Regions from separate parts of the Homo sapiens genome. Here region 2 is linked to region 1. Evidence: chromatin loops called from intact Hi-C (ENCODE). Cell type or tissue: HepG2. All regions are shown on one strand. Each heading gives the region's core, and the rest is flanking DNA. Links, peaks and the distances in the headings are about the cores only.

Evidence for each region. Hi-C counts contacts between places; a loop is a spot of excess contacts. Peaks named below come from ENCODE experiments on the same cell type or tissue, not always from the same donor. Only the 100,000 strongest peaks of a DNase experiment are listed, where the experiment ranks them.
Region 2: it touches region 1 in a loop (27-fold over the local background); 21 of 110 quality-filtered maps call a loop at or near these places.

Annotation. Positions count from the first base shown.
Region 1 is chr16:14,243,555-14,256,036 of GRCh38, forward strand. MRTFB (myocardin related transcription factor B) reads left to right here. Exons shown (of 17, transcript NM_001308142.2): 11 at 1,974-2,106; 12 at 2,919-3,953; 13 at 5,372-5,527; 14 at 8,308-8,469; 15 at 8,811-8,948. Among named protein-coding and RNA genes, the nearest start is that of TRT-CGT2-1, 36 kb to the right of the region's middle. RefSeq lists an enhancer at 1,605-2,804. In HepG2, for the core only: a CTCF peak has its summit at 6,166 (motif pointing right); a DNase peak (open chromatin) is centred at 6,167.
Region 2 is chr16:14,594,684-14,607,165 of GRCh38, forward strand. PARN (poly(A)-specific ribonuclease) reads right to left here. Exons shown (of 24, transcript NM_002582.4): 10 at 11,801-11,843; 11 at 9,463-9,543; 12 at 5,221-5,277. It also overlaps the pseudogene RN7SL274P. Among named protein-coding and RNA genes, the nearest start is that of PARN, 29 kb to the right of the region's middle. In HepG2, for the core only: a CTCF peak has its summit at 5,617 (motif pointing left); no DNase peak of the experiment used is centred there.

The sequences.
Region 1 (12,482 bases), core at 2,703-10,702:
TTGGAAGATGTTAGGTGGGGATCTCGTTTTAATACTGAAAGTTTAGGGAAATTAGTACAAAGCACCTAACTGTAGTAGAATTTGACAAGTGATGCACCAACTTCTTTTAAGTAAGCTTTTTAAATTGAAGTATAACTTACACACAGAAAAGTACGTAAATTATAAGTGAAAATTGATGCAAAAATAAATACACTCCTGTATCCAATACCCAAACCAAGAACATTTTCAGTACCCCAAAAGCCCCCTTTGTCTCCCTTTTCCATGATCATCCTGACTTCTATCCCCAGAGATTAGTTTTGCCTGTTTTGGGTTTTTTTTTTTTTGAGACAGAGTCTCACTCTGTCGCCCAGGCTGGAGTGCAGTGGTGCAATCTCGGCTCACTGCAAGCTCTGCCTCTCGGGTTCACACCACCTCCAGGGTTCACGCCATTCTCCTGCCTCAGCCTCCCGAGTAGCTGGGGCTACAGGCGCCCGCCACCACGCCTGGCTAATTTTTTGTATTTTTAAGTAGAGACGGGGTTTCACCGTGTTAGCCAGGATGGTCTCGATCTCCTGACCTCATGATCTGCCCGCTTCAGCCTCCCAAAGTGCAGTTTTGCCTGTTTTTGAACTTCATATACACGCAATCTTACAGTACACCTACGTGCATCTTTGTTGGTGCTGATAGCAGTTCATTTTTGTTGTTGTTGTTTAATATTTCGTGACTGACTATAACATAATTTAGCCATCCAGCTTACTCTTGATGCGTAGTTGGGTTGCTTCCAGTTGGGGCTATTAGGAATAACCCCACAGTAAATAGTCTGTGTCTTTTGGCATACATACATGTGTCTTTCTGTTAGATGTCTTATCTAGGAATGGAATTGTGGGATCATAGGATAGGCAGATGTTTTCCTTTAGTACTACGAAAGAAAAGTTTCAAAGAAAAGATGTTTTTCTTTAGTACAGTTTTGCAAAGTAGTTGCATCATTCACAGCTCTGCCAGCAGTGTGTGATTGTTCTGGTTGTCCCAGGTACTTGGTATCAGTCTTACTCATTATATCAATTCCACTGAAAATGCAGGGCTATTCTGTTGTGATTTGCAATTTCCACATACCTAATGAGGTTGAATCATCTTTCACTTATTTATTGACCATTGGGATATACATTCTTGTGATACATCTGAGATTTTTCCCCCCACTTTTCCACTGGGTTTTCTGTCTCTTTCTTACTGATTTTAAAGACCTTTTTATATACTCTAGATATGAGGTCTTTGTCAGAAATATGTATTACAGATATGTTGTCCTGCACTGTGGCTTGACTTTTCACTGTCTTAAAGATGTCCCTTTTACTTAGTGCTTTTTATGTGCTGTTTAAGAAATCTTTGTCTACCCAAAGGCCATGAAGATACTATCCTGAGTGTTTTTCTGAAAGCTTTATTTTCATAATTCACATGTAGATTTTGGGAACAAGGTGAGATGGGGCCAGTCAAGAGCCATGTTTTTTTCTGTGTGAATTTCCAACGTAGCATGGCACCATTGAAGTCCCGCCCTCTCTCCACTACATCACAGTGTCCTCTTTTTGGTAACTCAAGGGTCCGGGTATGCAGAGGGCCGTTTCTGGATTTGCTGGGGCTCTCTCATTTGCCTGTTGTTCTGTCCCTGTATCAGCAACATCACACATTAATTACGTGTTGATGTCTGGTGGTGTGACTCTTCCAGCTTTGCTTTTCTTCAAGGATTCATGGCCATTCTTGGTCCTTTGCATTTCCATATAAAGCTTAGAATCGCCTTCTAAATTTCCGTCACGCTAGCAAACAAACAAAACCTGCAGGGATTTCATTGAGATCTAATGTAATTGGCATCTTTACAATATTCAGCCTTCCAATCCATAACCATGGTATTTTTCTCTTCATAAGTTAGTCAAATTGTTAATAGAAGCAATGTCAAATCTAGAAATTATTTTATTATAAACTCTAATTTTTGTTTTCTTTTGAAGGCCACTCAATGACAAAAATAGTAACAGTGGGAATTCAGCTTTGAACAATGCCACACCTAACACACCAAGACAGAATACATCTACTCCTGTGAGAAAGCCAGGACCTCTGCCTTCTAGCCTGGATGACTTAAAGGTGACAATTGCAACTGGAGCTTATTCACCCCTAAGTACCACAAACATGTAAATGATTTGCCAGCGTTGTCTAGCAGACATTAAGTAGTTTTCAGTAGACATTCAACTTTACCAACAATATGATAATCTTTATAAAAGGTATTTTCTTTTTACTTCCACTAAGTTTTCTTGTAAAACAACCAATAACTGTCATTTACTGAGTGTGTACCTTGTGCAGGCACCTACCAGTTCTGCTGGATTCCAGAGGCTGTGATTTTTTTCTTCCCTGCTCAATGCCAAGTTTGGGAAAAGCAGGAAAATGTAACAGTTAAGAATATGAGCTCTAGGGCCAGCCTTTTTAGGTTTCTACCACAGCTCAGCCTTCTATTATCTGTGGTACCTTCAGTGAGTGCTTCAGCCTCTCTCTTCTTTGCCTCCCGATCTGTAAAATGGGAAGAATAATGATACGGACACCTCATGGGGTCGTGTGAAGATGAGTGGAAAGAGTAGAGCATTTCCAAAAGTGTCTTGCACAAGGCAACTACTCAATAAATGCAGCTGTATCATCATCATAATTCCTGGTAGTATCTCTCTGCTTTGACGTAAAAGCGGAATTACCCTCTAAAAACCCTTACCGTATCACTGGCTCCTCAAGTGCTTCTAGTCTGTAGTTATCTGTTTCTGTGTGCTTAAATATAAAACCAGTTCTACTTTCAGGTGTGCCGTAACGCAGAGTTGTCTGACAGACATAGGCACCTTTCCCATCACAAAAGCGTACTGTAGATTTGCCAGAAAGCTCTAATACTAAGATATCTGCTTTGTTTGTACCTCCAGGTATCAGAACTGAAGACAGAACTGAAGTTAAGGGGTCTGCCAGTGTCAGGCACCAAACCGGACCTCATTGAGCGCCTAAAACCCTACCAGGAAGTGAACAGCAGCGGCCTTGCTGCTGGGGGCATCGTGGCAGTGTCATCATCAGCCATTGTCACCAGTAACCCAGAAGTCACTGTGGCCTTGCCGGTTACAACACTACACAACACTGTGACTAGCTCAGTCTCTACTCTCAAGGCAGAATTGCCACCTACAGGAACCAGCAACGCAACCCGTGTGGAAAATGTTCATTCCCCTCTGCCCATTTCACCATCTCCCTCCGAACAGTCCAGTCTCAGTACTGATGACACAAACATGGCAGACACTTTCACCGAGATTATGACCATGATGTCGCCTTCACAGTTCTTGAGTTCATCTCCTTTGAGAATGACAAATAATGAAGACAGTCTGAGTCCCACCAGCAGCACTCTGTCAAACCTGGAACTGGATGCAGCCGAAAAGGATCGCAAGCTTCAGGAGAAAGAGAAGCAAATCGAAGAGCTGAAGAGGAAACTGGAACAAGAGCAGAAGCTCGTGGAAGTGCTGAAAATGCAACTTGAGGTTGAAAAACGAGGGCAGCAGCAGCGGCCCCTGGAAGCCCAGCCCAGTGCCCCAGGTCATTCTGTCAAGTCAGATCAGAAGCACGGCAGCCTTGGCTCCTCCATCAAAGATGAGGCCTCACTCCCTGACTGCTCCAGCTCCAGGCAGCCCATCCCAGTAGCCAGCCACGCTGTAGGCCAGCCCGTCTCTACAGGTGGCCAGACCCTTGTTGCCAAAAAGGCTGTAGTTATCAAGCAAGAGGTCCCTGTGGGCCAGGCAGAGCAGCAGAGTGTCGTCTCGCAGTTTTATGTGAGTTCCCAGGGACAGCCACCGCCTGCTGTTGTTGCTCAGCCCCAGGCTTTACTGACCACGCAGACTGCTCAGCTGCTGCTCCCAGTGTCCATCCAGGGCTCGAGTGTCACCTCAGTGCAACTCCCTGTAGGCAGCCTCAAACTCCAGGTGTGAAGTGTGTCTTCTAACTACTTTGCCTTACAGCATGCATGGAATGCAAACCCTGCTAAGGAAGGCACCATACCTGAGCTCTTCCATAAATGCGTCCAGAGCAGACCCCACGGAGAAAACGTATGCATGTGTGAGAGGGTTATTCAGAAATCTGAATATCTAGCACTGTTTTTATATAGTGAAAAAAACACAGGATGCTTTTCTAGTCCTGTTACCTTTTCCCTTGAATGAACACAGTATCATCCATGCAGACATTTTTTTACACACCAGTGACGTGATCATTGTGATCATAGTCTGCCGCTGAGCACTTTCTGGCAAGGCACAGCATCTAGTACTTTAAATGGCCGGCTTCACTTAATCCTCCCTTCTCCTAGAAGATCTAAGTGATACCACCCATCTCTGGATAAGGACGCTGAGGCCTAGGAGTACTCAGGGAGTTCCCCCAAGGATGGAGCTGGCATTTAAACCCAGGTGTTCTGCCCGCAGAGCCTTTATTCTTATGCCCATTCTTATATTCTGCCTCCCACATTTAGTTCTTGAAAGTCACTGCTTATATGAAGATGTCTAAACTAAGGAAAACATGACCACAAATTTAGGAGTGAGGATGTAATTGAAAGAGATGAGAAAACACTGATGAGCATGAAATTCCCTTTTGTGCGTACATAACCTATGTATTTACCGTGTCATGCAGTTTTGGTAAGTTTTCACCAAACATGGAGCACGAGTGAACAAGAAACCATTTGAAGCAGTGCTCCTCAGCCTCGACACCCAAATACCTGAAACAGGCGAGAGGAATCATCTCGTACCCCTGTGGTTAGGAGGCAGGGCCCACAGACCCTTTGGCAGATGCAAAAATTCTGATTCCTCTGTTTTATCTTTAGGGTATCTGTGAAATTGAAAGTCTATTCCATAATAAATCCTTAAATTTTTTGGTCCAAATCTTCCATTGCTGTAGTAGAAACGAGAACCGTGTTTTTATCCTTGGGTCTGAGGGCGCCCTGGCCCCATTGCTGGCTCTCCCTAGGGAATGCACACACCGCTTGCAAGCAGCAATTGGGACAGTTAGGTCTCACGAGTTGCCTTGCTGTTATTCAAGTATTACAGTACCTGAGCTATTATGTGTAGAACTGCCTTAGGTTCTTATTATTTCCATTTCCATTTTCTCAAAATTTTCAAATGAAAAATCTTAGCTACTTAGGAATAATAAGAGCATGCAGTGACTGGTCTGATGTTTCCCTCTCTGGTTTAGAATCATTAAAGTTCAGATTTCTGTGCAGATGAAGTGTGTATCTGTAACCTTGGTCTTATTTCATTTAGATACAATCCCCAAGTGACCAGTGATTCTACACCTAAGTTCTGATTTCTAACTTTGATTCTGACAATTAAATTGATGTTTTTTTCAATTCACCTCCTAGACTTCACCACAAGCAGGAATGCAGACTCAGCCTCAGATAGCAACTGCTGCACAAATACCAACTGCTGCCTTGGCCTCAGGCTTGGCCCCAACTGTACCTCAGACACAAGACACGTTCCCGCAGCATGTGCTCAGTCAGCCTCAACAAGTCAGAAAGGTTTGTAAATGCCAAGGAGCAATAGAATGTCGCTGATTTTTACCATCCTCCGATCATCCATTCAACAAGCATCTTTGTAAACGCCCTGGGAAGTTCCTGTTCATTCTTTTCTGTGATCCATCTCCCATAGAATGAGCCTTAGGTCAGATGCCATTTGGCTGCAGATTTCCCAGTTATTTGGAATGGAGAAAGACCTTTTCATTACTGAAAGATAGCTCGCCTTCGCAGTTAACCCCTTTTCCAAGGGAAAGTTTCAAAAGTATTTGTTTTCAATCCTCATATATTAAATTTACTGAATTTTAAAATAAATGTTTTCAAATTAAACATACTGTGGAAAAAAAGATATGCTGTTCCCTTGGAAAAGGTATTTGAAGATGAAAAAGATACTCCCAAAATGTTTATGCTGAGTAAGATCTTGAAATACATTTGTAAGACTTTGCCATCTCAGATTAAGAGCCCAGAAGGTCTTATCAATTCCAGTTCACCATTGCCTAGGTGTTTGGCCTCATGCAGAATTCACTTACCTTCTCTGAGAGTCAGTTACCTCATCTTTAAAATGAAGTTGGTGGTCTAGGATTCAGTGTCCTCTACACAAATAACTACCAAAAAAATTCTCCCGCATTCCCCGGTAGCCAGTAGGTGGAGCTATGTGCACATCTCCTTGCCAGAAAAATCTTATGCCTCAAAAATAGGTCTTACTCTTTTAAACCTTGAAAATTATTAATCCCAGAGTTTTACTCTTCAACATGAAAGAACCCAGGTAATGAGTTGTGCCTGTGATCTGCCTCAGGATAGTGTGAACTGTCTGGGTGAAACCAGCTTTGGGGACAGCTGCAGTCACATGTAACACGTGTGCTGCTTCAGAATCTCCTCTGCGAGAGGAATCATGGTTGTATGTTACTGAGTTTGGGGAAAGCTCGAAATACCATTTTAGTGTAATTAAAAGCTTAGTAAATGTTCCAATGTTAAGACAATTTGTTTTAGGGAGGAAAGGAAAAAATAATATGTAGATAGGATAAATAAGGGCTTTTTCACTAAGTCTGTAAACACTAGAATTAGGAATCATTACTTCTAGTTTAAAGGAAGTAATTTTTTACCAAATTTAAGGAAAATTAATTTTTTCAAATAGGAGTATATTTACAGAACTCATCACCATGGAGATTGTACTGTTTGAGGTATATACACATAGACTTTCCTGCTTATGAAATACAGAGGTTTTTTAGAATATTAGTGGTATAGAACGTGTTAAGTATTTTTGAGCAAACCAAGTTCTATGAAATACAGTTACAATATCAGCAGTATGGCCACATATTTGTAAAAGACCCTAAAACTTGTGGCTCTTGATGGAGGTGCTAAACAAAACATTTTGGAGTTCCACAGCAAGAAGTTCTCACCTTTGCCTGTTGGAACAGAAAACAGCCTCTCCAAAGGGGACCAGTTTTACATGGGGCCTTGCTTGTATTTGAAGACATTTTCAAGAAACTGGAAAATTGAGTGTGACCACAGCAGGTTGAGGTTTTAGGTAGGATGGAAAGGGGGCCAGGTAGTAAGAAGCTTACATGCCAGCCAAAGATTAGGGTTTTACCCAAATCAGGAGAGCCAAGGAGTGTGGTAGGGGCCATGCCTTGAGAACACGTTGTGGCAGGGGGTCTATGCCGCAAGGCTGCTGCAGAATCCCTGTGATAGATAGTGAAGGCCAGGCGCAGGACAGCAGAGAGCAGAGGCAGATTCAAGCGGCGTCGCTGAGATGTGTGAACACTGAGGGAGAAAGCAGAGTTGACTGATAGTCCTATTTACCTAAGTTTTAAAAAAAGCAGAACCAAGAATTATTTTCCCTCAGAAGCTGAGAGGCAGGGGGTAATGGGAAAAAGGAGAAAAATCGTTTGGAATATTTTAAATTTGAGATACCTAAGATGATGATGTAAGTGGCTTTGACGCCTGGGAGCAAGGTTGGAAGTAGAGCAGTGGCTTGGGATTATTAGCTTAGTCATGGCCATTGAAGACTTGAGAGTAGGCCGGGCGCGGTGGCTCAAGCCTGTAATCCCAGCACTTTGGGAGGCCGAGGCGGGTGGATCACGAGGTCAGGAGATTGAGACCATCCTGGCTAACAACAGTGAAACCCCGTCTCTACTAAAAATACAAAAAATTAGTTGGGTGTGGTGGCGGGCGCCTGTAGTCCCAGCTACTTGGGAGGCTGAGGCAGGAGAATGGCGTGAACCTGGGAGGCGGAGCTTGCAGTGAGCCGAGATCGCACCACTGCACTCCAGCCTGGGTGACACAGCAAGACTCCGTCTCAAAAAAAAAAAAAAAAAAAAAAAGACTTGAGAGTAGATGAGCCCACCTTAGAGAGGAATAGAAGAAATTCAGCTATCATTTAAGAGGAGAATTATAAAGAGCAAGCACTGTTTTTCCACAAAGCTCTGTCTGTACCACCATCAAAGGCAAGTTACTGCGTAAAGGGACCACATATGCTCGAAAATAGGGGTAAGCAAACCCTGGCCTGTGGGCCAAATCTAACCCACCACCTGTTTGTATGGATAAAGTTTTATTGGCACACAGCCACACCCATTTATCCATGTACTGTCTGTGGCTGCTTTCAGGCTGCAATGGCAGAGCCAAGTGGTAACAACAGAGGCCAGGTGACCCACAAATCATAAGCTATATACTCTGCAGCCCTTTACAGAAAAAGTTTGCTGACCCCTGTCCTAAAACATGGTTTTCTTTACTTCATTAAGAAAAGCCAAAGAACAAATTAATGGAGAAACATTTATTCATTACAGGTTTTCACAAACTCAGCATCATCAAATACAGTTCTTCCATATCAGAGACATCCTGCCCCAGCTGTCCAGCAGCCCTTTATCAATAAGGCCTCCAACAGTGTTCTTCAATCCAGAAATGCTCCGCTTCCATCCCTGCAAAATGGACCTAACACACCCAACAAGGTAACCCTGTGAGGCTTGTGTGTCAGTGACAGTGCCGCAGGGGCATCAAATCATTCCAAAGCCTAGTGCTTTGGGCTTGGAGTGACTAATGTTAATGGGATAAAATTGTTGAAAATACAGTGATAACTTGTGAAGGAGGAGCTCAGCTATTATCACAGTGAAGATGATCGTTCGCACATAAGGTGGCCACCAGTGCTGTCAGCCTCACAGGTGCTTAAAAGAACCTGCTCATGAATTCCCTGATTTGGCCACTACATAGAGAACAGCAGAGCCGAGTCTAGCCAGGAAAAGAGAGGTTTATTGCCAAGAGGTAATGTGCACTCCTCCTTTATTTGACACAGCCTAGTTCACCCCCGCCACCCCAGCAATTTGTCGTCCAGCACTCTCTATTTGGGAGTCCAGTCGCCAAGACAAAAGATCCCCCCCGCTATGAGGAGGCCATCAAGCAGACACGCAGCACACAGGCCCCTCTGCCAGAGGTAAGTGAGGGCACGGTCATGGTGCATAAGGCTATGGTGGATGTGCCCACGTTCAGTCTCGAGCAGACCTATACAGAATCCCTTGTCTGAAACTGACTTGCCTCAATAGAAATACAAAAATAACCTTGTATTTTACATGGTTATTTAAAATCAAAATGTCATTTATCATGAAGACCTTAAACAGCTTTCAGCAGCAGTATAACTGCATTTACTGTTTATTCAGAAATTAAGGGTTTATCTCTTAACTTTTCTTTTGGGGTAGGGGCATCAGTCATGTTAGAGATAGATGTGATTATGACCAGGACACATTTTATACAGGTCCCTTCTTTTCTAAAGCCACCATGTGTCAGGCCAGCATCAAAATGACACATGGTATCACTGTTACACCTGGCTGACATTCAAGGCCACCAGCACCTAAATTGACTTGGTCTCTCTCTGGTCTCCAGCAACCTCTGCCCCCAGCAGGCCAGCCCATCCAAATGACTTTGCTCATACACTGAGCAAATGCACTTGGAGGTAACAGATCTGAGGTTCTCCTGGTTTCACCACACATGGTGACCATGTGGCCTCTGAGCCTTCCTTGTTTGACTGATAAAACAGAAGTAGCCCCAACCATACCAAGCAATGGAAGAAGTTAGGGTTCCTATTTGTAAAAGCATATGGCCCATGGTGGGTGCCCAGTCATGAGAGTACTTGTCATACATTACCCTAAACACTCCTCCAATCTTTCTCTCTAAAGCTTTCTGTCAAAGCTTAAAACTAACCTTTGAGGGAAGAACCCCAGCCTCATAGAGGATTCAAGGAGTGGCCCTGACACCGCTCCATGGGTGCTAAAGGTGGACACCAAGAGACAATATCCAAGCGGTACTGTTTATTATCCACGGCAAACAGCAGGAACATCAGTGCAGTTGTACCAGTTCTCCCGCTCCCGTGTTCCATGGGGTAACTTGTTGGGGCCACATGGTGGCTGTGTATGCAGTGGGTCAAGCTGCACCTAAGGAACGTGGGGCCAAGGGCTCTGTGCTTTTTCTAGCAAGCAGCAAACAAGCCAGTCCCTCACCCAGGGAGTATGCAGTCATGCCTACGCTTCCTTGACCCACTTGGTTGCCTCAGTGAGCATCTACAGAAGCTGCTCAGTCCAGGCGACCTTGTCAGTTTGGCACCCTCACCAAGGACATCCAGGGATGCTCAGGGCCCGTAGGGGGCTGCCTCTTGGAGGAAGTGGAACCTACCACATGCTGCTTTGTATTCCCTGAGTACCGAGGGAACGTAACTTTGAGTTGTAAGATGTCCCTTAGTTACAGACTCAGCAAAGGCCCTTGTCTGTGAGGGAAAAGTCAGATTTCAAAGACGGGTTCAAATATTTGCAATAAGAAGTCAAACAGGTGGTGCTGGACTACACTCCTCCCTCATGGTCCATTCGGAGTGACATCTATTCTCTTCACAGGGGAGCAGAGACGAAGTGAATTGCCAAGAGCTTAACTGCAGTTTTTAAGAAAACAAAAAGATAGTACCCATCCTTTCTAAGTCCTGCTTACTTGATGAATCTTCCACTGTAACCTAAGACAGCTGATTGGAATCTCTGGTATTTACATGTCTCTAGGTTCCTGTTTATAGACTGAGGTTCTACACTGGTTTTTGGTTATTCAAATGAGTAGCCACCTGTAGGTCCTGCTTATATGCCATTGAGCACCAAACTTCGTTTAAATACATTTACTCAGACTTGCAATTCCACGAGTGGCTAAGTAAGGCCCTACCGGTTCAATCTTCCCACAGATAATAGCTATTAATGTGGGTCATAACAAAAAGCAACTACCTGAACGCATTGAAGAGTAAATAGAAGCAGTCATTCTCTGGTGGGGAATCCACACTCAGGAAGGGAGTGATGTGGCATGATTTCCCTCTTTGTGCTGCTTTTACTCTGGGGTCCAGCTAAGTGGCAGGGTTACTGGAGAAAAGCCATAGTCTTTATGGCCTGGAAATCCAGATAACTGAATTGAGAGCAACCAGAGGGAAAAAGCCAGAGAGGAGATCCCCAAATTCTGTGTGCCCACATCTCTGGCTGACCCCTAAGCCATACAGGCGTGGAATGGACGCTTAGCAGCTCAGCTGAAGACAAAAGATCTAAAGTGAGATTGGAACATCTACCCAAGAAACATTTTGAAGTTTTAAGTCTAACCAAGTTAATAGCTTGCTAAAACAATAGAAACCATTCATCTGAGAATAACAGCAGAATTCACAGTTGCCACAATTTAACATCCATAACATTTATCCATAACATGCATCATACAAAGAATTGGGAAAATGTAACCTATCTCAAAGGAAAAAGGCTGAGACCAATCCTGAGCTCATCTCGATGTTAGAACTTGCGGGCAAGGTTTTCAAAGCAACTACTATTACAGCTGTCCTCAGTGATGGAAAAGGAAATATGCTTGTAATAAAAGGGATCCATGTGGATACAGAAATGATTTTTAACAACTAAATGGAAATTTGAGAACTAAAAAAGTACAGTATCTGAAATGAAAAAAATATATAGATGAACTTACCAGAATGGAGATGGCAGGGGAAAAAATGTCATGAACCTGAAGATAGATCATAACTTATCCAATCTGAATAACAGAGATTGTGAAGTGAACACAGCCCAGAATCCTGTTATATAATTCAAACAAAACAGTCTAGCATAGGTAGAAGAGAAGTCCCAGAAGAAGAGAGAAAGAACTGAAGAGGCAAATATTTGAAGAAACAATGGCTGACATGTTCACAAATAGGATGAAAGACAAATTTATAGCTTTGAGATGCTCGATAAACAAGCTGGATAAATCACATCACAGTCAAATTGTTGACAAGACAGAGAAAATCTTAAATGCATCAAGAGAAAAAACACATTTCACACAGAGCAAACAACTAATTGATTAATGTCAACCTTTCATCAAAAACTATGAAAACTGGAAGAGTGCAACAGCACGTTTAGAAGTTTTTAGGGAGGAAGAAGTGGAAGGGATTGTCAACCCAGAATTCTATTATCATGTTAAAATATCCCTTAAGAATGAAAGTGAACTAAAGATATTTTCAGATAAAGAAAAATTGAGTTAGTTCATCACCAAAGATAACACTGTCTTGAGGAGTGTATAGCATGTGTAGACAATACTTAAAATAATTAATAAAGGATGGGGGAGGAAATGAGTGGATCTGTGTGGTTGTAGGATCTCTATGTTTTATTCAGTGTACAACATTAAGTAGCCTATGAGAAGTTAAGGATATGTATTGCATATCTATAGTAACAATTTAAAAGATTCAAGATAGCTTTTAAAAAAAAAAATCAATAGAAAGGCCTGGCATGGCATCTCACGCCTGTAATCTCAACACCTTGGGAGGCGAAGTGGGAGGATTGCTTGAACCTAGGAATTTAAGACCAGCCTGGGCAACATGATAAAACCCCATCATTACAAAAAAGACAAAAATTAGCCAGGTGTGGTGGTGCATACCTGTAGTCCCAGCTACTTGGGAAGCTAAAGTAGGAGTATCACTTGATCT
Region 2 (12,482 bases), core at 1,108-9,107, 350 kb after region 1:
CCAGCCTGGGCGACAGTCAGACTCTGTCTTGGAAAAAAAAATCAGGTTACCACGATGGAGCTTTTACTATAACCCAAAGGACCTTCAGTGTAACACTGCTTGATTCATGGGACTACACATTAATTATCTGAAATAATCCTACACAAAATCTCCCAAATCTAACAGAGAAGCTGTCCTTTTGGCTCATTATTGGTGTACATTCTGAATACCTATGCTACGCTAAAATAATGAGCATTGATTGAAACCACAGAAAAGATGTGTAGGTAACCCCAAATGGAATGCAAACACTAAGAAATGAACCAAACTGTATTATAAATGACTACCATAACCACACTGAAGGTTAAGAAGAAACAAACTAACTTGGAAAAGAGCATCTTGACTAGATACTGTAAGGCTAAAAACAAAACGAATTGCACATAAATCATAAATGTTATCATTTCATCAATAAATGTACTTCTCGCGAGGTATGGGTTAGTAGCTCTGAAGCTACTTTATGTGTATACCGGGTTTAAACAAATAAACATAATGGAAGTAATAGAAACTGGATTTCTCACTGTTGAGAAAGAAGGCACAAATAAGAAAAGAGAGGAAGCTAAAAATAAGTCACGTGGTATTGTACTGGAATCTGAGGTATCAGTATAAAGGCATGCATACACCCATGCGCACACACACACAAACACACACACACTTATTTATTTAGAGACAGGGTCTCGCTCTGTTGCCCAGGCTGTAGTGCAATGGCACCATCATGGCTCAATGCAGCCTCAAACTCCCATGCTCAAGCAATCCTCCCACCTCAGCCTCCCCTACAGCTGGGACCACAGGCATGTGCCACCACTCCTGGCTAATTTTTTAATTTTTTTTTTTGAAATGCAGTCTTGCTCTGTTGCCCAGGCTGGAGTGCGGTGGCATAATCTCAGCTCACTGCAACCTCTGCCTTCCAGGTTCAAGAGATTCTCCTGCCTCAGCCTCCTGAGTAGCTGGGATTACAGGTGGCACCACCACACCAGCTAATTTTTGGATTTTCAGTAGAGACGGGGTTTTACCATGTTGGCTAGGCTGGTCTCAAACTCCTGACCTCACGTGATCTGCCCGCCTTGGCCTCTCAAAGTGCTGGGATTACAGGAGCGAGCCACCACACCCAGCCAATTTTTACATTTTTTGTAGAGAGGGGGTCTCCCATGTTGCCCAGGCTGGTCTTGAACTACTAGCCTGAAGCAGTCCTCCTGCCTTGACCTCCCTAAGTGTGGGATTACAGGGTTGAGCCACCATGCCCAGCTACATACACATTTATATAGATCCACACACACATACATATACAGAGAGACACAGAAATATAGCTGTGTGTGTACATGCCTAGGTCTACATACATATGGTTCTTAGTTCTGTCCAGTGAGAGGGCTTAGAAGCAATAATATCACCTAGGGCCAGAAGCAGTAACCTAGGGCCAGATCTTGGTTTCTAAACATCATTCCCCATTAAGAGGAACCAGAGCTCCGTGGAGAAGTCATTCATTCCATAGCTGAGCCAGAGAAACTACAAGAATACCAGAAAGCAAAGAAGTGCTCAGAAAAGGATGGGGGGCTTGTTCAGAGGGCACAGGAGCCAAGTCAAAGAAGCTCCAATGGCCAAAGGTGGTACAATTTAAGCAACAAAGTAAACAGTAAAAATCCTAGATAATAATCTAGTATTATTATTAATACTAATAATTAAAAAAAATCCCTGAGTCCATACATATACATAAAAACCATTAAATAAACAAGGGAAAGGGCTGGGTGTGGTGGCTCGTGCCTATAATCCAAATACTTTGGGAGGCTGAGGCGCGGGAGACTGCTTGAGCCTAAGAGTTCAAGACCAGCCTGGACAACATAGGAAGACCCCTTCTCCACAAAAAAAATATATATATAAAATTATCCACGTGTGGTACTGCATGCCTGTAGTCCCAGCTGCTCAGGAGGCTAAGGAGGAGGGAGGATCGCTTGAGCCCGGGAGGTAGAGGCTGCAGTGAGCCAGTGTACTCCCAGCTTGGGGAACAGACAGAGACTGTGTCTCAAAATTAAATAAATACATAAATAAACAGGGGAAAAGGACATTTTTTTCTTTCCTTTTTTTTTTTTTTTCGAGACAGGGTCTCAACTTTGTCACCAGGCTACAGTGCAATGGTGCAATCTCAGGTTACTGCAACCCCCGCCTCCTAGGTTCAAGCGATTCTCCTGCCTCAGCCTCCCAAGTAGCTGGGATTACAGGTGTGTGCCACCACGCTCAGCTAATTTTTGTATTTTCATTAGAGATGGTATTTCACCATGTTGGTTAGGCTGGTGTCGAACTCCCGACCTCCAGTGATCCGCCCCCCTTGGCCTCCCAAAGTACTGGGATTACAGGTGTGAGCCACCATGCCCAGCCCATTTTTTTCTTTATAGAAGAATTCCAAGAATAAATGTAGAAAGGACGAAGGAAATATAAACTTGCCATTAGAATACCACAGTAATAACTGCTACAGGCAAGATATGCTGATAGACGATAATATTAGTAGGCAAAGTTTGAGGGAAAACAGGATTTTCATGGTCTCAAAGTATCTCCCCCAAGATATTCATAAACTATAAAGTTAAACTATATAGTTAATTTAACTATAATTTAATGACATAGTTAACTTATTAACTATAAAATTAATTTCACAGAACACAAATCCAGCCAACACCACCTTAACCAAGCGATCAAGATCAACATCACGGGCAGAGAATGGTGGCTCACGCCTGTAATCCCAGCATTTTGGGAGGCCAAGGCAGGCGGATCACGAGGTCAGGAGACCGAGACCATCCTGGCTAACATGGTGAAACCCCGTCTCTACTAAAAATACAAAAAAATTAGCCTGGTGTGGTGGCAGGCGCCTGTAGTCCCAGCTACTCAGGAGGCTGAGGCAGGAGAATGGCGTGAACCCAGGAGGCAGAGCTTGCAGTACGCCAAGATCGCGCCACCGCGCTCCAGCGTGGGCGACAAAGCAAGACTCCATCTCAAAAAAAAAAAAAAAATTGATCGACATCATGAACCATCATTTCTGTGGTATTCTTGCCAAACCATATATCCTCAAATCAGTCATGAGAAAATGTGAGACAAATTCCAACTGGCGGACTTCTGACAAAACAGCAATCAATACCATTCAAAAGTATCCAAGTTATACAGCCGGGCATGGTGGCTCACACCTGTAAACCCAGTATCTTGGGAGGCTGAAGAAGGCAGATTACTTGAGGTCAGGAGTTCGAGGCCAGCCTGGCCAACATGGTGAAAGCCCGTCTCAACTAAAAATACAGAAATTAGCCAGGCGTGGTAGCAGGCACCTGTAATCCCAGCTACTTGGGAGGCTGAGGCAGGAGACTTGCTTGAACCCGAGAGGCGGAGGTTGTGGTGAGCCAGGATTGCGCCACTGCACTCCAGCAGGACAACAGAGCGAGACTCCGGCTCAAAAAATATATATATATATATATTTAAGGTATGGGATTTACGCATCTTATTTTACTTTAGTCAACTTTCATTCAAGACTCAAAAATTTTAAATGTCCGGATCGCTAATAAACAGGGCTTTTTGGTAGTATGCTTTGGGATGTTGACTACCAACGGTCAGCAACATGTTATGAATATTCTGTAGAAGAAAGATGTCAGAGAAAAGAAAACAGGTACAGCAAGCTAAGGTATCCGAATGTGTATAAGACAAACAAATGTCCAATCTTGGAAAAGCTGACTGAACTATCATGACGGCTACAAAAGAGCTCAAAACCAACTTATGTTCCGTATCTCTGAATTTTAGGGCCCGCCTCAATCAAAACCACCACTTATCTGAAGTCTGCTGGCTAGGTGTGCACAACATGAGCAAATGGAACCAGAAACTCAACTCTGCTTTTCTGGATACCTGTAATCTCAGCCACTGCTGAAGAGGCTCACAGCATTGTTTCTCTCCGGATCTTTCCAACTTTCTATTCGACTTTAATCGCCCCACTTACTTGAGCAAGAGAAGTCCTCGTGAGCCAACCCTCTTCTTTTACAAGGCTCTGTAAACCTCTGTTTATCCCGGAATGAGGACAGCAGGGGCCTTCCCTACAGCGCCCCTGTGTTTACAAGCCTGCAGCTGGCAGTGAGACAGCATGAAACCTTGAGAGGGTTTCTATGGCCTTAAAGCTTCCCTGATGCAAAGTTCAGCATCTAAGGTATAAGATGATTCCTTCTCCCAGGCCAACTGCTCAAATAAGAGAATGTCCTAGACTACAGGCAATTCAGCATCCAAGCAAGCTGTCTAGAACAACCAGCAGCATGACCTAGTTTACCTATGTAAAATGCGGATGCCTGTTTTCTTTCTCCTCTTCTTTTTTTTTTTTTTTTTTTTTTTTGGAGACAGGGTCTGTCTGTCACCCAGGCTGGGGTGCAATGGCGTGATCACAGCTCACTGCAGCCTTGACTTCCCGAGCTCCAGCGATCCTCCCACCTCAGCCTCCCAAGTAGCTGGAACCACAGGCATATACCACCACACCTGGCTAATTTTTGTATTTTTGGTAGAGATGGGGTTTCCCCATATTTCCCAGGCTGGTCTCGAACTCCTGAGCTCAAGCAATCCATCCTTATCGGCCTCCCGAAGTGCTGGGATTACAGACATGAGCCACTATGCCCGGCCGCCTGTTTTCAGAAAGGCCTCACAAAGCAAGGAAAAACACCCATCATATCTATCATAGAGTCCCCTAGCACATTTACACAAATGGCCAATATCTTTTTAAAACATATCAAATATTATTAAGAATAAGATTCAATTACACTTATGTAGCACTAAACAAAGACATCATTATTTTTACCCTCTAGATTCTTCTACTTAGGGAACAAAACACCTTCAGTCAAATATCTGATTGTTTCTCCCCTTATTCCTTACTTTCTTTTTCGACTTCTTACTGGTTTTGAAAATAACTCTTGGTTTCCATGTAGCCATATAAGGACAACATAGTGTAACCCTCCTATGCATTTTTCAAGCAAGGCTCCCTGAAAATTGATTTGAATATAATTTAGCAATTATGCCTCACCAAGTGCATTATAACAACAGTCTATCTTGATGAAGTTCTAACTTCTTAGAATGTTCTAGGTAAACATTCTAAAGGAGATGAAATGATTAATCTGCAATGATAATTAGATACTTCACCTGAAATAGTATGTTCTGCAATCTTGCTAAAAAGTCTGGCTCACTTACCGAATTAGCAATGGCGTGAATGACTCTAGAAAATCCCACAGCATCATTCAGCTCCTCCTAATTAAAAAAATATATACATATGTATTATTGATGTATAAATATTCCTTATGTGAATTAAAAAACTACCCCAAAAAAAAGACACTGAAATTTTGTATCAAGTTAGATAGCTTTAGTTTCCTGTGCTTTGCGCCTATCTTCCCAAACATTTGCATCTAAAATGATCTACGTACATACTTTTCTTCTATTTTAGAAAGTAGAATGAACAAATGGAAAATTATTCATTAGTTACTAAAAGAACAATGCTTAGGGTTTATCCATCACTTCACCGACTTCTTTAAAATTTCCAAGTCTTTCAAGGTGTCTTAAAAACAGTAACTTAAAAAGTTGCCACCTGCAGGCTAAACTCAGTAACACATTCAATTCTGAGGAAACCCATCTGGCAGTTAACTGATCAAATCAAGTATTTTCATAATTCCTGATTTTTTTTCCTCGAAAAATACATTTTTACAAAATTCTCCCACCCACCTTCTTCTCTCCTATATTCTTTCCAGCAGTGTTGAAAGAGGCTCAGTGTCTCTCTTATCTTGAAAACCCTCCCCTCCTCTAAGATCTCTCAGACTACTGCCCCTTCTACTTGTCTCATCAAAGCTAACTTGCTTTCTCCAGTTTAACTCCCAGGTGTTCCCAGCCCTCTGGCTTCATGCTCACTGAAATTGCTCACCTCCTTAAAACTAACCCCAACACTGGCTGGGTGAAGTGGCTCACGCCTGTAATCCGAGCACTTTGGGAGGCAGAGGCAGATGGATCACTTGAGGTCGGGAGTTCGAGACCAGCCTGACCAACATGGTGAAACCCTGTCTCTACTAAAAATAAAAAATTATCCGGACGTGGTGGTGCATGCCTGTAATCCCAGCTATTCCAGAGGCTGAGGCAGGAGAATCGCTTGAACCCGGGAGACGGAGGTTGCATGCTGTAAGCCAAGATCGCACCATTGCACTCCAGCCTGGGCAACAAGAGCGAAACTCCATCTCAAAAAACAAACAAACAAACAAAAAACTAACCCCAAGACTAACAAGTATTTGCAAGGATGTAGAGAAACTGGAACCTGTGTGCCGTTGATGAAAATGTTAAACAGTGCAGCAGCTAAGGAAAACAGTATGGAGGCTCATCCCAAAAAGAATTCCCATATTACCCAGCAATTCCATTTCTGGGTATATACCCCAAAGAATTGAAAGCAGGGACTCAAATAGGTATATGCATACCTAAATTCACAAGAGCATTATTCACAATAGTCAAAAGCAACCCAGGTGTCCACAAACAAATGGATAAACAAAATGTGGTCTAGCCACACAATGGAATATTATTCAGCCTTTAAAAAGGAAGGAAATTCTGACACATGCTATAACATGGGGAACCTTGAGGCTGCTATGCTAAGAGAAATAAGCCAGTCACAGGAGGACAAATACTGTACTTATATGAGGTACTCAGAGTGACCAAATTCATATGACAGTAAGTAGAATAGTGGTTGCCAGGGGCTGGGTGTCAGGGGTGGGAGATGGAGAGCTGCTTGATTAGTACAGTTTCGGTTTTGCAAGATGAAGAGAATTCTGGAGATGGATGGTGGTGATGATTGCACAGCAATGTTAAACTACTTGATGTCACTGAACTATACATTTAATAGTTAAGATGATAAATTTTGTTATGTGTATTTTACCACAATTAAAATTTTTTTGGGGGGGTCAGGCATGGTAGCTCACGCTGGTAATCCCAGCACTTTGGCAGGCTGAGGCAGGCAGATCACCTGAGGTCAAGAGTTCAAGACCTGCCTGGCCAACATGGCGAAACCCCGTCTCTACTAAAAATACAAAAATTAGCCGGACGCAGTGGCATGCACCTGTAATCCCAGCTACTCGGGAGGCTGAGGCAGGAGAATCGCTTGAACCCGGGAGGCGGAGGTTGCAGTGAGCCGAGATCATGTCACTGCAAGCAAGGCTCCATTTCAAACAAAAACAAAAATTGCTTTTTTGGTTTTGTTTTTTGTTTTTGAGACAGAGTCTCACTCTGTTGTCCAGGCTGGAGTGCAGTGGCGTGATCTCGGCTCACTGCAACCTCCGCCTCCCGGGTTCAAGCGATTCTCCTGCCTCAGCCTCCCGAGTAGCTGGGAATGCAGGCACATGCCACTGCGCCCGGCTAATTTTTTTGCACTTTTAGTAGAGATAGGGAAAAATTGCTTTAATTATAGTTTAAAAAACTACTGCCAGGGCTGAATCCAACAGCCATGTCTCAATACTAACCCCTACATGGGAGCTGACATTGCTGACTGCCCCTTTTTCTCTCCTCCCTTGGCTGTGTACCACAATAATCTCCCGGTACATTTTGTCGACTTCTGCCTATCATTTAAATGCTGTTGATCCTCAGGATTCAGCCCCAGGTCCTCTTCTCATTCCTCACGTACTCTGCAGTTGCTCTGATCCAGTCCCAGTCTCTCTGCCAATGACAATCATGCCTAGCCCTCACCCCTCTCCTGTGCTCAACACTGACAAACCTGCTAAGAGGACATCCACCCTTGCATGTCCTAAAAACACTCGAAACCTCATCAGGTCAAAACCAGAATGGAACATCTTTTTCCACTCTGGGGGAACATCTTTTTCCACTCTAGGGGATGCCATGGTGCCCTGGTGGCCTTGCATGTATCAAAACGGGCCATGCAGGTAAAGGCTAATCTGCGTCTTGGCCACAGACTCATCTGCGTCTTGGCACAACACATCAGGAGGGAAGGGTGGGAGGCAGAGGCTTCTAAGGAGCTGCTATGAGGCCAGCTCCCACCCCCTTCCCTGTCACTCCTGGGAGGCTGTCATGAAACAGTTCCTCATTGCCTCCTGGGTTCTGAGGAGGTGTGGGGCTCTCTGCCTCGCCCTCTCAGAAGAGAGCTGCAGAGTATCAAAGCCCTGAGCTGCAGCCTAGAACTCATCCTCAGTGAAGCCACATCACAAAACACATGCTGCAATCATCTCGTATCTTTTTTTTTTAAGACAAGGTCTCACTCTGTCACCCAAGCTAGAGTACAGTGGCATAATCTCAACTCACTGCAACTGCAACCTCCACCTCCCGGGGTCAAGCAATTCTCCAGCATCAGCCTCCCAAGTAGCTAGGACTACAGGCGCACGTCACCACACCTGGATAATTTTTTTTGTATTTTTTGTAGAGATGGGGTTTCGCTATGTTGCTCAGACTGGTCTCAAACTACTGAGCTCAAAGTGATCCTCCCACCTCAGCCTCCTAAAGTAGTGCTGCGATTACAGTCATGAGCCATCACACCTGGCCTCTAACTGGCACCTTTTGTTTCTGCGTTGTCCTTTTTAGTATGTGGGACAGGGACCACAGGCAGCACCTCTTGCTAATCTTTCCCTGTGTAGGTAATATGCTGTCTCCCAAAGTGGGTCATTGTGGTTAAGTCAATTAGGAGTGACCCTGCCTAATGTACATATGAGCATGACATTCATCCACATGCAAACCCACTCCTCTCTCCTCCACCTTTTCCCCCAACCGATGTCACTCCAGCCAACCCCTCCAAGTGAATGGAGTGCAGTCTACCCCGTTGTGCAAATGTCTGGCATGAGCATCTTCCTCCTTCCCCCTTCCTCCTCCACCACCCACATTCAGTCATAAATTCCATGGATTCTACCTTCCAAGTATCTCCAGATTCCATCTACACTGCTACTCACTATCCTACGCCAGGTCACCAACATCTCCTAGCTAGGTTACTCCACAGCTTAACTAGTCTCCTGCCTCCAGTCTTACTCACTCGAAACCATTCTTCACACAGCAAGCAGGGTGATGTTCCAACAGTACAACCTAAGCATGTCATCCTCATCTGTCAGATCATGTGCTCTGAACTTGGTTTAAGGAAAACTAGTAACTATACATGAAGTTAGACGTTGCAGTATTAAAGGATAGTGACACTCAGTGACACAAGCTAAATGAGAATCAAGAGTACTTTCTTCAGGACTGGTTTAAGTAGACACTGGTCATCAGTGACGTCAGACTCACTTTGCTAGCTACGTCTCATGCTTAAATCTAACTTCCCCTTATTCTAGTCCAGGTTTTTCTGCCAATTCCATTGTTCTATGAAAGAAAACTATTCATTAAATTGAATCCAACATATGATCTGAAATAGACAGGAATAAATCAATATTTATGTTGCCATTTCTCACCCCCCAAGAATTAACATAGCCCAATTACCTGTTCTTTGGCATGTTTCTGCTGCTCTCTTCTTTTGCGTTCTTCTTCATCTACTTTGCTGATAACTATATATCGCTCCTTCTAAAAGACATAAAGCAGATATACAATTTTCTTTTCTTTTTCTTTTTTTTTGAGACAGAGTTTCGCTCTTGTTGCTCAGGCTGGAGTGCAATTGCATGATCTCAGCTCACTGCAAACTCCGCCTCCTGGGTTCAAGCGATTATCTTACCTTAGCCTCCCGAGTAGCTGGGATTACAGGCTTGTGCCACCACACCCGGCTAATTTTTGTATTTTTAGTAGAGACGGAGTTTCTCCATGTTGGTCAGGCTGGTCTCAAACTCCCCACCTCAGGTGATCCACCCGCCTCAGTCTCCCAAAGTGCTGGGATTACAGGTGTGAGCCACGGTCCTGGCCACAGATATATACAATTTTCTAGAGACAACTTAATCCAAAAAATTCAGATTTCTGCTGCCATTAGAATTTTTTTTTTGAGACAGTCTCACTCTGTCACCCAAGCTGGAGTGCAGTGGCACAACCTCAGCTCACTGCAAACTCTGCCTCCCAGATTCAAGTGATTCTCCTGCCTCAGCCTCCAGAGTAGCCAAGATTACAGGTGCGCACCAATACGCCCAGCTAATTTTTGTATTTGTAGTAGAGACAGGGTTTCACCATGTTGCCCAGGCTGGTCTCAAACTCCTGACCTCAAGTGATCTGCCCACCTTGGCATCCCAAAGTGCTGGGATTACAGGCATGAGCCACCACACCCAGCCAGAAGTTGTAATTTTTGTAACCGCACACTTTTTTTGTATGTGTGACAGGTTATCACTCCCATTGCTCAGGCTGGAGTGCAGTGGCATGATCACAGCTCACTGCAGCCTCAAATTTCTGGGTTCAGATGATCCTCTCACCTCAGCCTCCTGAGTAGCTGGGACTACAGGCATGTACCACTATGCCTGGCTAATTTCTTTTTATATTTTTAGTAGAGACGGAGTTTCACCATGTTGTCCAGGCTGGTCTCAAACTCCTGGGCTCAAATGACCTGCTCATCTCAGCCTCCCAAAGTGCTGGGATTACAGGCCTGAGCCACCATGCCCAGCCACTGTAGTCTTTCATGAGCCAAATACAACAGAAAATACTTTGAAATGCCAACATAAGTTGAGCTAATGCATTACAAACCAAATTTTGTCTCTGTGTTTCCATGACATTTTCCTACGGTTTACTAATTCAACCCAACAGACATCAGTTAAAAATATCAACAGACTGTGAGAATAAGACATTTCCTATGACAAATACTAAAAAAGTTATATTGCATTTGAACATTGACTTCTGAAGAGTTTTAAAGTAAAATGTATATGTTGTATTAACATTAACAAAACTTACATATATATGTTGTATTACCATAAGAAAAAACTCTGGATTTTCTGCCAAAGTGTCAGATAACTAGTACTTTCTTTCTCATATATTTTGTGTCCACTAAAGATAAATTATCTACCAAGATTATTTTTCTACTTTATTTAATCTCTAATTTTATACCTGACTTAACAGCAACAACAAATTATAAAATTGAAAAACTGCAGAAGGAACCCACCACTAGCCACCCACTTCCCATCACAATTCTATCAGTGTACCCTGTGTACTCAGGACAATAGCTGTGCTTACGACCCAAATTCTAAAATTTAATTTTGTCTGCCCACGCAACATGAAGCCATTTCTTCACATGTACCATTATAGCTTTCTGCCATAGTAAGAATACAAACTAATATTTGTATACTTTCAAGTTTACAAGGCATCACTTCCACTTACCCACGGTATCACCATAAAAAGGCTATGAGAAAGTATAGATCACCGTTATCATGCTCAGTCCCAATGTACAGAAGAAAATTAGGCTTAAAGAGATCAAATGACTTACCCTAGGTTACCTAGCTCATAACAAGCACAGACAAGATACAAATTCTGACTTTCAGCACACTAAGGATTGAGCATGGTAGCTCAGGCCTGTAATCCAGCACTCTGCGAGGCCGAGGCGGGCAAATTGTTTGAGCCCAGGAGTTCAAGACTAGCCTGGGCAACAGGGCGAAACCCTGTCTCTACTAAAAATATAAAAAATTAGCCAAGCATGGTGGCACGAGCCTGTAGTCCCAGCTTGGGAGGCTGATGTAGGAGGATCACCTGAGCCCAGGAAGTCAAGGCTGCAGTGAGCCGTGACTAACCACTGCACTCCAGCCTGGGTAATCAGAGAAAGACCCTGAGGGAAAAAAAAAAAGAAAAAAAAAAGAAACCCCTAACAGTGTAACAATGGATGTGTTTAATGTTAGCCCTAGATAATTCTTGGGGTTACCTTTTCAGTTTCTAAAGTCTCAACATGAATGCCTTTCGGATACCTAAAGAAAAGAAAAACATAGTATCAGTAGATGAGTCAATGACAGCTAAATCCCAAAGTATTTTATAAGCAACTATCCAGCTACTAATTAAGTAAGTTTTATTAACTACAAAATAATTATCACTACAATGGAGACTTTACAGCACATTTATTTTATAACGTTTCAGCTGCTAAATGTTTCCTTACCCTTGCTCTTAAACACATAAACGTGGATTTGACTTCAAATTAATTTTTTTTAGGACTTAGGTATTTTCTATTTTTTTTTTTTTTTTTGAGACAAGAGTCTCTCTCTGTCGCCCAGGCTGGAGGGCAGTGGCGCGATCTCGGCTCACTGCAAGCTCCACCTCCCTGGTTCACGCCATTCTCCTGCCTCAGCTTCCCAAGTAGCTGGGACTATAGGCACCTGCCACCACACCCAGCTAATTTTTTGTATTTTTAGTAGAAACGGGGTTTCACCGTGTTAGCCAGGATGGTCTCGATGTCCTGACCTCGTGATCCTCCCGCCTGGGCCTCCCAAAGTATTGGGATTACAGGTGTGAGCCACTGCGCCTGACCAGGACTTAGGCACTTTCTAAAATGTCCTACATCTCAAAATACAGTCAACTCATTACCACAGAGTCAAATCTTGCTTCCAAATATA